Regions from separate parts of the Mus musculus genome. Here region 1 is linked to region 2. Evidence: chromatin loops called from intact Hi-C (ENCODE). Cell type or tissue: left cerebral cortex. All regions are shown on one strand. Links, peaks and the distances in the headings refer to the core of each region. The heading gives the core; the rest is flanking DNA.

Region 1 (6,873 bases), core at 746-5,745, 61 kb before region 2:
CAATCCCCAAACCCACACAGCGAAAGGAGAGTGACTCCTGCGAGCTGTCCTCTGACCTCCACGTGTGCCCTGTGAATATACTCACTGATACAAAGACACATAAACACTCGCCAAAACAAATGGCTAAATAACATTTCCCTATGACGTCATCTGACCTGTCATTGAACCCATGCCGGCTCTTCTTATTTTATTATTTCCATTTTATTGGTGAAGGAATGAAAGCCCAGGATGGTGAAGTAACTTACCCAGGTCACGCAGATGACATGAAATGGGGGAATGGAACCCCACTGAGCTGCCAACTGTGTCTTTGTTTTTCCTTACTGCCTTTCTAGAGGTTGCCTCTGCCGATGCCTGAGGTGAAGCTCCGGAAAGATGGGTAAGTCCACGTGGCTATCTTAAGTCCCTCCCATTCCCTCTCTTTTTCTCCTTGGTCCTGTTTTGATTTAGGATCTCACCATGTAGCCCAGGCTGACTTCAAACCTACAATGAAGCTCAGGTTAGCCCTAGATTCAAGAGGCTGATGCCTCAGCCTCTTGAATGCTGCAATTTTGAGCATCTACCACAACAGTTGGCTTAGCTTAACTCTAAACAAGGAGATAATCCTTGGCTATACTAAGATCTTTCATCAGTACAGTAACTAACTACCTTTGTTCTGGTATTCATTGTACAACTCTCTCTCTCTCTGTCTCTCTGCCTCTCTCTCTCTCTGTGTAGAAAAGCAAGAGTATCCATTTTTCTTCTGTTTTAAAAATTGGAGTCTCCATAGGTTGACCTCAAACTCCTGGGCTCAGGCCCCCCTCCCCCACCTCAGCCTTCTGGCTAACTAAGCCCACAGGTGCATGTAAGGAGCTCTCTCTACTCTGGTGCCCTGCTCATTTTTCCATTCTTTATCCTGGAGAGCTAGCCTATCAGTTTTCATTCCCAGGATGAGACAGAAGTTGCTTTTTTGTTTTGCTTTGGGCTGTCAGGGTCTTTATGTTTCAGCATCTGTGTGTGTGTGTGTGTGTGTGTGTGTGTGTGTGTGTGTGTGTGTTTATAAGACCTGATATCAATCGACTCCTATTTGGTTACTCTAACTTTAGAGTGGAGCGATGGCACTTACTGTGGGGGCTGAAGAGCCAGCATTTTCCTCCCTGATATTTACTGTTTTTGCAAGGCAACCTGTGTATCCTGCCTCGGGGATATGTACAGTGGGGTCCTGGTGGTTAAGAGCAGGGGCAGCTTGTCATGTAACACAAAGACAACTCCAAAGTCTGTGCCAAAGAAGTCAGCATTCGTCAGCTGGGAGGAAGCCAGGGTGCTGGCATGCTGATCTGCATGAGTTCCTGAGGCCTGGGCCCAATTCAGGAGAACTGCAGCGGCCATAGGAGCCCCTCAGAAGGGTGCAAATGAGTCAGCGGTCTCTCAGGTTGACTGAGAGACCTTCTGTAAAGTTGCTTTGAATCAAGTCACATCATCAGCACTTGCACACTAGGCATAACGGGAGGGAGAGTGGAGAGTGCTTTCTTGACAGTATCTGGACCCCAGCAGGGTGGTGATGATAAGATATAGAGCTAGATGTGACTTAGCAAGAAGGTTACAGGCAGGGCATGTGTCCCTTGTCTGTGCTGCGGGTGTAGGGGCAAGTAGGTCTTCCTGAGAGAGAACATAGTGTCCCTGGAGCAAGTGTTCCTTGATTTAGCCTCACCGATACATCAAAAGGCAAGGTGATAACTTTGTCACACCTTAGCCCCATACTCTTGGGAAAGCATTTGCTTTTTTTTAAACAGAGTTCCCAGGATAATCAAATGAGTTACTGACACCCTGCTTAAGGCCCTGAGTTTTAGGAGTTTACGTGATTTTTCTGGCCTCAGTTTTGTCTGTCTGTCTGTCTGTCTGTCTGTCTCTCTCTCTCAACAGATTCTCATTATGTAGCCCAGGTTGTCCTCAATTCACAGAGATCTGCTTGCCTCTGCCTCCTGAGTGCTGGGATTAAAGATGTACACACTCCACATGGCTGTTTTCTTCTCTTTAATGTATATAACAGTGGCAATATTCTGTAGGATAAGATTAAATCAATGCATGGGAAGGGCATGGATGGTTTCTGGTAGATAGCATTAAACTCATACTTATGCTAATGTACATATTGTGAAGGGAAGGGAATTAGTTGATAAGAACCTGAAAATAAAAGAGCTGACTCTCCATTAGGGTAGTTTCCTAAGCATGGTCCCCCGCAATCCTAAACGGACAGCTGGGGAATTCAGAACCTGACACCACAGAACTGGTGATCCAAGTTCACAAAGGAAACTTAACTTTAATCCACTGGGACTGCCCTTATTGGCGTGACCATTATTCACGTAAATCCGATTTCTGTAGCAGAGATTATGTAATGAGAAATTGGGAGGAGCACAGCTCATGAGAACCTTCTAGAACTGTCACCAGCCAGTGTGGACTGTTGTCCTTCACACAGCACATATGACATGCCAGGAAGTGATGCAAAAGAGACTCACCCTGACCGGTAAAGGACTTCTCTCGTGTGGAGATCCCCTGGCCCACTCACTGTATGTCAGTTGATATATTTCACATCACCTGCCCCTTCTAGTGTACTCAACAGACTTTATTTACTAGTTACGTTCTTCCTTAGTTGCTGCAGTAGCTGGCATCAGCAGGCTGTATACATCTTTAATGAGGTAATTTAATGTTTGCTGGGGGGACTATCCCCAAACCTATTAAAAGCAGATGCTTGGTCTATAGTAAAGGTTGAAGGAATGGAGACGGGAAAGAGAGCTTGAAGCACCTCTGCCCGGTGAGTGGGAAGGGAGGTGAAGGTTATGCGTGACAGTAACAACAGAAGTGTCACTGGAGAATAAAGTCGGGGAAGGGCTCGCAGGAGGCAGGTGGTAGGGGTTGATGACTCTTAAGTAGAATCAAGAGATGGGTCTAATGTAACGAGAAACTTTAAAACTGCAAGGTGTATGCTATTAATGACTCGGGGCGGACGAGATATAAAACAGCAAGAACCAAATCCCTGACCTGGAGTCACCTAGCAGAAGCCATTCTCACAATGGATGCTTCAGCCAGTGATGAAGCATTTGGTATAAAGATACATAAAGGAAATGAAAGGAGCATTGTGTTTTAGGTGCTGGGATACTATGCCAAAAGTACCTTTGTATAAGGTCGAATCCTAGCAAGTGGCCACTTTAGGGGCGCTAAAAATTAGTCAGATTTTTATCAATTTCATACAGCTCAACCCGATATGTTGAGGTTAATTGACAGTAAATCAAAACACTTCTATGACCTTGCCTTCTATTGCCTTTTAACTATGACCATAAAATGAAATTGGCCAATTTTATGTCTCAACCTCTTTGACCTTCCAGAATTTTCCCCTGCTAGATGCTAAATAAGTGTTTTGTTAATTGAGTGGTATTTTCTGTTATCTCCTCTCAAAAGTTAGGTCTGAATTTTGCTGTGCTACTTAAATTCTGAGGCTGTCCCTTAAACTATAATTAATAAAGTGTTGGCTTCATTTCAGTTCTCATGATTTAGATAAATCTTTCCTGCTCCTTGTTTGGGCAGTGCGGGGAAGCTAATTAATATATTATTAATATATTTCACAGGCAAGCAAGACTCTGCTTGCTCACACGGCCATGACAAGAATAAACTCAGGTCAGAAATATTTTTGCAATTATGGGAAAATGTTATTATAATAATGAAAAATTATTGTTTATATAATACAACTCTGCACACTGAAATACATTACAGACTAACAAACAAGGTGAACAGCAACCAGGCAGGCTCTTTCCCAAAGGTGCTAATCACTCAGAGCCCAGTTGGACCATCAGTGGGCCCTGCGGTGAACTCGAAAAAGATAACTTTTGGGCATCCCAGAAGAACTTCATTTATTATCATCTGCAATAACCTTCGTAAAAGTTGATTCCGAATTTAGCAGCAAATTCTGAGACAGCTGAGATGGTAGTATGCATTCTGTTTTCCACTCACAAAATAAGATGCTTCAGGGCTGGGGATGTAGCTCGGCTGGTAGAGTGCTTGCCTGGCAGGCCTCAAGTCTTAGGTTTGATTCCTAACTCTACAGAAACCATGTGTGGTGGTGCACGCCTGTACCCTTAGCCTTTAAGAGGCAGGAGGGCCAGCAGTTCAAGGTCATCTTCAGCTATGTAATGAGTTCCAGGCTAGACTGGACTACATGAGACCTAGCAAAAATGGGATGGCGGGCTGGGAATAACTAGAAAATATCTTGGTGGCAGTATGCTTGCCTAACCTGTGTGGGACCCTAAATCCAGTTCCCAGCACCAGAGGGGGAAAGTCTATCTCCTACAGAAATCTAAGATATGTGGACTGGTCAGAGAAGGGTGTTACAGCATCTCTTCTAGACTCCAGTTTCCCCTTATTTGTTAACCATTATCCTAGAGAATATACATCCTTTGTACCATTTGCTGTTGTGCGGCTAAATAGGCAACATCTTAAAATGCTTCAGGAGCCCGAGTCAGAAAGGATATTATTGAGGTTTGGTTAACCTGGAGCTGGGACATCGACCACGCCACACACACACAATTCTGAGAAAACAGAATTGCTTTCAGTTTTGAAGAGAACCACAAACCCCTCTATGTCTAAGTTACTTATCTGAGCCAAACCTATGGGCAAAGGAGGAGCTGAGACTCCAATACAAGTTCAGTATCCATCTGAACTTCTCCCTTAAGGCCAAGGGTGTTCCTTGGAGTTTTCTTTTCCTTTTTTGGGTAGAGCATTCACAGTTCTGCCTGATTCCTGCTGTCCAACGGGAGCCTAACCCCAACTCATGGGTTCTACAACCACATGGCAGTGTCGATTACCGCTTAGACTGTCTAGGGCAAGAACAGCTCTAAACACACCAAGAGGTGATCAGCTGCCGCTCACACAGCCCAGAGGCAAGCAGTCAGAGCAGTGGGAAGAACTAGCGAATCTCAGGAGCAAGAGTTGTAGGGATTCTGTCCTGGTTCTGATTCAAGTTGACTAAGATATGAAAAATACCAATAGAGCCAGGCAATCCTGCATTTCCCTTTTTAACTCCCCGAAAGCTCCCTGGTTTGAGGGCTTTTGGGGGAATGTTGAGGAGAACAGGACACTGCTGGCAAGTGATAGGGAGGTGTGTTGTTAGGAAAGTTGTCTGGGGTTTGAGATTAGGGTCTGTTACTGGATTGCATTTGTGAGCTGGGGACGCTGCTGAAAGGGCAGGAGCCGTGCTTCAGAGGTTGGCTCAGGGGGAGGTGAGGGCTCTGGGCCAATCAATCCTTCATTACATTAACAACACAGCTCTAATCCGGTCTAGCGATAAATCCCTCACAGGAGTGTGCATCGCAATAACACCGACACAATCACAATCTGCTCTCAACAATACCGGTGCTGTCATACTTCTGGCTCTTTCCTCCAACTTCCCATCTCTGATAATGACTTCTCCCGTGCACCGAGAAGAGAAGCAATCAGAAGCCGTTCTTGTCGACTGCTGTTTTAAACGACCAAAGTTGTCTTTTGTCTGGGAGAGCACAGTCTTCAAAAACAAGAAACAAACCATGTATTGAACACATATCATGTAGCTGGCAGTTGCTCTATGGTTAACCTTTAAAAGATGATTCCTTAAAAAGCCATCTGGCCAAAATATGAAATGTCTGCTTTGCTAATGAATTAAAATAACAAAACAGGGACGTGTGTGTGTGTGTGTGTGTGTGTGTGTGTGTGTCTGTGTCTGTGTGTGTCTGTGACCGACCTCAGGTCCTCTGAAAGAGCAGTCTATGCTTTTCACTGTTGAGCCATTTCTCTAGCACTAATATTTTTTTTAATGTGCTAAAAAAGTAATGTTTTCTCACATTTTGTACACATTCCCTTTCACTAAGGGAACAAGCAGCTCAGCTGACATTGTGTGCAGCGTAAGCCTGGACCCCATGATCCTATGGGGTGCCACATTTAGTCAGATGAACCAGAACCAAGCTGGGAGGCAAAGGATGCCGCTCACAACTCAAAGTGTGGAGAGCTTTTAAGCTGAAAAATCAAGTCATGAGAAAGCGCGCTCAACTCTAACTTCTAGATCTGATGTGATCTTTTTATGCTCAGTCAAAAAATAGAAAACATATAGACAAGTACAGAGTATAATTTTTATGTTTATAATATTTACATATGGCCTTTTTTTTGGGGGGGTGTCTTGCTACATAGCTCAGGTTGGCTATGAACTCATTATGTAGCCCAGGTTGGCCTTGAATGTCAAGATATTTATGCCTTGGGTGTTTTTCTGTGTTGCCCCAGCTGTCCTGGAATTCACTTTGTAGACCAGGCTGGCCTCGAACTCAGAAATCTGCCTGCCTCTGCCTCCCAAGTGCTGGGATTAAAGGCGTGCACCACCACGTCCCGGCTTAAGCTTGTTCTTTCTTTTGAGACAGTCCTACTGTGTAGCCTGGGCCACTCACTCTTGAACTCATGATTTTCTTGCTGCATCCTTCCTAGTGCTGGGATTAAGGGCTAAATGCTGGGATAAATATGTACTTTATTGAGATAGGGTCTCACTACATAGCCCTGGCTGTTCTAGATCTGTGTAGACCAGGCTGGCCTTAAACTAATAGAGATCTATCTCTGCCTCCCGAGTGCTGGGGTTAGAAGCATGAGCCGCCATGTATGAATCTCAAATGTAATTTGTTTTTTGTTTTACGTTGTTCTGTGCCCCACTATTCATAGGATTTTTATGAGTCTATTTCATAAACCCTATTTATTTCAGAGGGTGGGGAGAGGGCTAGGCTTCCAAACCTAGCTCTCTGTTAGACCCTTTACTGGTGTGAGCTGTTGTCTCTGTTTGCCTAACAGGGTGGTACAGCAGTGCTGGGGGTTGAGGGCTGCAGCAGAGGTCTAGGC
Region 2 (6,873 bases), core at 674-5,673:
CTGTAGCTTCTCAGGTACCTACTGGTGGGTTGAGCATGAAGGTAGGCGGGCGCTTAGGAGAAGAAAACATGGGTGAAGTCCGGCTTAGTCTTAGCTGCCCCTTGAAAGCAACCAAAATCAGTGCTAGAAATGCAGGCATCCGCGGGGCATCACAGATCGCCTCCTGCTCACAGACAGCATCCATGCCATGATGCTGGACTGAAGGTTTGCCCCCACCCCTATGTTGAAATGGAGTTCACAGTGCGCTGGTGGGAGGTGGGGCCCCTGGGAGATGGTTAGGTTCCAGGGGTAGAGCCCTCAACAGGAGTGAGCCCTGAGACCCTAGAGAGCTCGCTTACACTCCTGCTGCTGTGGGAAGAGGCAGCTTCTTAGGGCCTGCCCTTGCAAACGCTCTGATTGCAAGCATCTCATGTTTGGAAACGAGTACTGTTGTTTCTGAGTCACCCATTTCACGGTGCTGTTAGCAGACTGAGCTCACCAAGATAGCTGTTCAGCAAACCCCCAAAGAGCTGCAGGGAGTCAGCATGAGCAGTGAATCCCGATTGTCAGCAAAGCACAGAAACTTAAAATACCAGCAGTTACATCAGCACAAACTAGCTCTGAACTCATCCTCCGCTGACTTTGTCAAGGGTCACCTTGTAGCTGTGGGTCACTGACAAAGAGAGGCATTAAAAGGGGTTCTTTGTAGTTATAACAGTAAACACCACCAAATACTTCTAGAACTAGTGGAACATCTTTTTCAGGGGACCCATTTATCATGAAATAAGCACCCCACAGCTGACCCTAAGAAGTGTGACACCAGCTACGACTCGTCTGAGCTTATTTGTCACTTTTGCTGTTTTCTGTCATCTTTCTTGCTCGTGTGTGTGTGTGTGTGTGTGTATGTGTGTTATATACATGTAGGTGTGTGCACCTTGAGGGTACATGTGAATATGGAGACTGGAGGCCAATGCCAGTATCTTCCTTAACTCTTAACTGAGTCCCACTATTTTTTTTTTTTTTTTTTGAGGCAGGGTGTCTCCCTGAGCCGGGACCTTGTCAGTTCAAGCAGGGTGGCTGGTCAGGGGCCCCTTGTGTCTGCCCAGAGTGCTGGGATTACAGATTGTGCTGCAGTAGCTGGCTTCTTACATGGCTTCTGGGCTCAGTAGCCAGGTACTGATGTAAAGTCCAGCTTCAGTGCTGTTAGCATTTGTCTCTATTCAGCTCTGGGGAGCAAAGGTGGTCACTTGCAAGTCATATGGATTACATAGGTCCTCATGCTTGCATGGTAGGCCCTTTACCAGTGGGCCCATCTCCCGGCCTTTCTGTCACGTGTTGACTCCCTGTCTTCTTGAGCTTTCTTACTTGGAGTCTGACTGCCCTGTAGCAGTGGAGGCAACAGCAGTGAGGGAGTCAAGTTCCCTTCCTCACAGAGCCTCTGTGGCAGAGGCCAGCCTATGGGCACACATGCTCAGAAGAGCATAAAGCACGTCAGATAGTAGTGCGTCCTTTATCAAAAGGGACAGCAGGCAGGGGCGGCTTTAGTCAGGGGCAGATATGGGACGGGGCAGCATTTTGGAGGAGAGGAATTTAAACAGAGACATGGCTGCAGTGCTGAAGCAAGTGGTGGCCCCGTGGAGGAGCAGGAGGGTCACATGCTCCTGCCTCTAGCCAGCCACAGCTTGGGTGACAACAAACTTGTCACTATAGAAGTAACTCGTCCCATGTGTGCCATGTCTGTGAGGCACACAAGAAATTCTGGTTTGTTAATTTTATAGTCATAGAGTACGATCCAAGCAGCATCTCCCAATGTTATGACACACCTCGGTCACCAAGAAGAGCTCTGAATGGCTGTTTTTTTAAATCATGAACTTGAAGACATAGTGGCACACAACTGAAACCGCAGTACTAAAGGACCCAGTCAGGAGAACCGAGCTTGAAGCTAACCTGTGCCACACAGCTGGACCATGCCTCAAAGGAAAAATAAATTCTGAAGCTTTGTTATAATGAAATTTGTTTAGCAGCACACACATATAGAGAGAATGGCCTGCCATCTGCCAGGCACTACACTAGGTGTGATAAGCAAATCTAGTGTTTCTGCTGTCATGGAAGTGACATGGCGAGATGTACTTGCTCCACGACAACGGGGTCCAGGTGCGAGGCGGTGGGAAGTACTGCTGGAAGTGCAGGTTTGGATGCAGACGCTGCTGGAGGCCTGTTAACAGAACCTCGGTTGGGTTATTTTGTTTCATTTACTGCAGTCTGCACTAGATACATATGTGCTTATGCTTAGAAGGGAGCGACTAGTCTGAGGCAGTGTCTAGTCTGAGGCAGTGTCGCTGTAGTACCAGTCCACAGTCTCCATTTCTGTGAAGGAGTTGGATCACAAGCTGCACTTTAAAGGAAGAAATAAAGCAGATATTTTGGGACAAGAATAAGAAAAAGGAAATGAATTGGTCAGGGGCTTCCTTCCTGAGACAAGAGAAGTAACAAATGGTACACAGAGAAGGAGAGATGCGTGCCAAGTGGGTAGTCACCTGTCGGCAATAGGGGGAGCCACGGAAATCCCAGGGGCTTAAGTTCAGTAGGATAGGTGTTGGGGGACTATGATGCGGCTTCCTGTGGTGTTAGCAGCTTCAGGTCCTTTCTGGCTCATGGCTGTTCCGAACTCACACGGCATAGCTACCTGGGCACCAGCGTCACATGCATATTCTTGGTAATAGGAAGGAAGGAAGGAGTGCCTCATCCTGTCAAGTGGCATCTGACGGTCTCCCTTACATGTCATTATCACCCAGCCACATGGACACTGCTATTCTCAAGGGAGATGCGAAGCCATGTGTCAACTGTGCTTATCTAGAGAGACGGAGAGAATGAAAAGACAGTAAAATAATCCCTACCACAGTGGGGAAGGGTACAAGCAGAAGGCAGATTAGGCGTGTAAGAACTGCTTGTATACTAAGTGGAATAAAAACTAAATTTGAATATGCAGAAAAATGTGGGCAGATACTTGAAAGTTCTCTGAGCAATTAACAAAAGGCATAATAAATGGTGTTTGGAAATTTCAATTTGCTAGAACTTGCATCTAAGAAGCGGTTCAGGCCTTGAACAGGAGGGCTGTTTAGCTTAGTCGCAGAACTTCGCTTTCTTATTACAGAAAACAGCTGTTTGGGGGAGATAATTCTTACTGCTTTGTGTGGAAATGAAGGAGATGTGGGTTGTAGAGAGACTGCGAGGAACAATGGTTTCTGTCTGGGCACAGGGCCTGCTCTGGGTGGGACAGATGAGGGGACAGTCATGTTTGAAGACAGCACCACATCAAGGGAGGCAGCAGGCTAAGTGGATGTCACACTGGAGAAGGGAGGGAGAAACTGAAAATGACTTCCGCATCTGAGTTAGAGGAAAGAGGATGGTATCGTACAGGTACATTTGCATCAGTGGGAGTCTAAAGATGCGCCTGCCTTATTTAGTTACAGCGGGATGCGCTGCTGAGAGCATCACTAGAAAGCCTCGCGCTGCAACAGCTGCACTGACTGCTTCGAGGTAAATTAGCAAGGCAAAGGAACGCATGCGCAGAAGCAGCCTCCGTGCATCACCACTTACTGTTTTTTTGTTTTTTTTGTTTTTTCTTCTCTCTCCTCTTGGATGTTTCCCCTACGTTTTAATTCTTGTCGATTGCCTGGGTGGTTTTTATTTGGAAGATTTTGATTTTGAAGGAAGAAATGCACTGAAGGCTAATTGCTGCTTTGACAGCAAGCAGCAGGCTGGAGAGAGCAGCTCCAACCCAGCGCTGGCTCTGCGGGTCTCACAGGCCTTCCTCAGAGGGGCACCAGAGCCCTCCAGAAGCATTGCCTTCCCACCCCAGTTCCTCTGAGTTCCCTGGAAGGTGTTGTCTTTGTAGTATTTAAGGAGGAGTCCTCTGGGCAGTGGGAAACCTAAAGGCATTGTGTGTCTTGGAAGCATTCCTGTCAGAAAATACGTGGTGGTTGGTGAACCAGTTAGACTGCAGATCATCGTGCTGCCTCTATAGTCACAGCCAGCACCATGGATGCCACAGTCTCTACTGACAACCTTGACAGAGGCTCAGGCTTGGTTTTCTCTGCACACACACAACAGCTGAGAGGGCTCACACATACATTGGTTGCCACTGCAATGCTTATGCTTATGAGGCCTTCTGTTGAATGCTTATATTTTAAAAGTAAACAACAACAACAACAACAAAACCCACCCTATTATTCATGTCCCCTGCCTTCCCAAACCAACAGTCTTTACAAAGGGTATTGACTTCATCTGACTTTCTTTTTTTGTTTTGGAAAAGTTACTTTGTTCCTGTAAAATGATGCAGGCTTGCTGTAAAGATCTGGTCACTTCTAATCACCGTCCTAAGTAGTCAGAACTTGATGAACACAGCCCCAGGCCGACATACACACAGAGGTGTGACAACAAGAGCTGGGGACAGCTTGAGAGGAGTGTCCTTCCTTCTTTCCTTCCTTTCTTTCTTTCTTTCTTTCTTTCTTTCTTCCTTTCTTTCTTTCTTTCTTTTTTTCTTTCTTTCTTTTTTTCCTTCGTGGAGGAGAGGAGCAGGGGTCTTGATGTGTAGCCCAGGCTAACCTGGGCTCAATCCTCTTGTCTCAGCTTCTCAAGTTCTGAAATCACAGGTGCACACTAACTCAATCATATTATATGCTGATTTATGATAAAACATTTCAAATTTCTGCTTCTTGTAATAATTTGGGGCCCTTTCTGTGCATGACCATAAAGGATGTGCTGGGCATTAACTGTCCCCACAGAACTATGAGAGTCCCCAAGGACTTTCCCTTCCAAGAGCAGAATGTGTGAGCTGAAGTCAGTGGGACTGAAGCTGGTGCTGGTGGTGTGTTAGGGATGGACTCAGTATGGGTAGCACTGGCTAAGGAATGAGTTCTCCGTGCCTGAAGCATGAAGGAGAGTCTTGGACACCCTCTCAGGAATGTGAGAAGTGCCGAGTGCAGGCCCTGCAGGGGCTGACATGGGTCTGAGGTCCTCTGCAGAGGAGACCACCTCAGTTTACCAGTGAGTCCCTGGGAGGTTTCACCAGGTAAAGCCAAGAAGAGAGCTCACAGGCTGGACTCACCACAGCAGGGGAATATAAGCAGGGACACACACACACACACTCACCCCCCACACACATACTCACCCCCACACCCCACATACACACACACTGACCCCCCACATACACACACACTCACCCCACACACACATACTCACCCCCACACCATACACCCCCCCACATAAACATTTACCCCCCCACATACTCACCCCCACACCCCACATACACACACACTCACCCCCCCACATACACACACACTCACCCCACACACACATACTCACCCCCCCACACCCCATATACACACACACTCACCCCCCACACATACACACACACCCCCTGCACACATACACACACAAACATTAACCCCCATATACATACACACACACTCACCCCACACACACACTCACCCCCCCACAAACACTCACCCCCCCACATACACACTCACCTACACACACACACACATACACACACACTCACCCCACACACACATACACACACAAACATTCACATACCCCCACACACAGACACTCATTTCCCCCCACACACAAACACTCACCCCACACACACACAAACACTCACCCCCCACACACATACCAGTCCCTAAAAATGGTCAGATGCAGAACACTCAACATCTAAACATTTATATAAGTGAAGGATAGAACCACACATAGTCAGTTTTAAAGAAATTATAAAGACTAAATGGATGAATTAGTTAAAGAAGAACTTGAAAAAATTTTTAAAAAAAGAAACCTATTTTAACAAAAAGAAAAATAATTCTCTCAGAAGCAAGTTTGGAAAACAGAAAGTGATGGATAAAGGGTCAACCTGTTTACAGAGTGAAAAGAGCATCACTTAACTGTTAGGTAAAAACAACAGCAGAGTCCCAGCACTTGGAGGCTGCAGTAGGAAGATTGCCAAAAGGCCAGCCTGGGCTAGGATGAGACCCTGCCTCAAAACAAAACAAAACAAAACAAAAACAAACAAAGCCAAAAAGCTGAAATAGTGGGTAGCTGTGGCACATAAGATGGAGGTAGATGGTTCTAACGGTCTTTGCTGAGAGCTGAGAATATCTGACTCCAAACCTTCAGAAGGGAGGCGTATGATGAGCTTTCCAGTAAAGCTCCAAGAGAAACAAATAGAGCACACTAACTCCACAAGGAGAGTGTAAGAAGAAGAAAAAAATCTTTATAATTAGAAGTATACAGTAAAGGGGGTAGAAATTCAAAAGGTAAACTGATACGATTAAGCCCTAGAATATTAATTACAGTGGACATTAGCAGATGGAACTCCTGTTAGAATCAGAGACTATCAGATGTGGGCAAAGAAATCCTGACATATGCTGTGCATCTCCGTTCACGGAAGCAGATGGATAGAAAACGATGGATAGGCATCATATACTAACTAGAGCAATAATGATAAACCCAGGAGCCGCTGAGACGGCCCAGTTAGGGAAAGTGCTTGTCACTGAGCCAGGTGACCAGAACCTACAGAGTAGTAGGAGAGAACCAACTCCTGGAAGCTGTCGCTGATCTCCACATGTGTGCAGTGCCACACACACACACACTCTCACACACATGCATACTCACCGAAAGCATGTGTGCACACATGCCACATACATAAACACCCCCTATACACACATACACAGGCATGTGCATGCATACATGCACACACATGCACATAGACATGCACACCCACAAATAAATAAATGTAAAAAACTTGAACAGGAAAAGAAAAGTAATGAAAAAAAAATCCCGTTTCCCCAGGAAGATTAAAAAGCTTTTAAATGTGACTATTTCCAGTAAAGTAAC

What was found. A loop is a pair of places that touch in the nucleus more often than their neighbours do. Peaks named below come from ENCODE experiments on the same cell type or tissue, not always from the same donor. Only the 100,000 strongest peaks of a DNase experiment are listed, where the experiment ranks them.
Region 1: it touches region 2 in a loop (2.8-fold over the local background); 1 of 42 quality-filtered maps calls a loop at or near these places.

What each region holds. Positions count from the first base shown.
Region 1 is chr15:80,588,555-80,595,427 of GRCm38, reverse strand. The region is part of intron 1 of Grap2 (GRB2-related adaptor protein 2); the gene reads right to left. Among named protein-coding and RNA genes, the nearest start is that of Grap2, 19 kb to the right of the region's middle. In left cerebral cortex, for the core only: no CTCF peak of the experiment used is centred there; no DNase peak of the experiment used is centred there.
Region 2 is chr15:80,527,081-80,533,953 of GRCm38, reverse strand. All of the region lies in intron 2 of Enthd1 (ENTH domain containing 1), which reads left to right. Among named protein-coding and RNA genes, the nearest start is that of Enthd1, 30 kb to the left of the region's middle. In left cerebral cortex, for the core only: no CTCF peak of the experiment used is centred there; a DNase peak (open chromatin) is centred at 3,493; H3K27ac peaks cover 457 bases.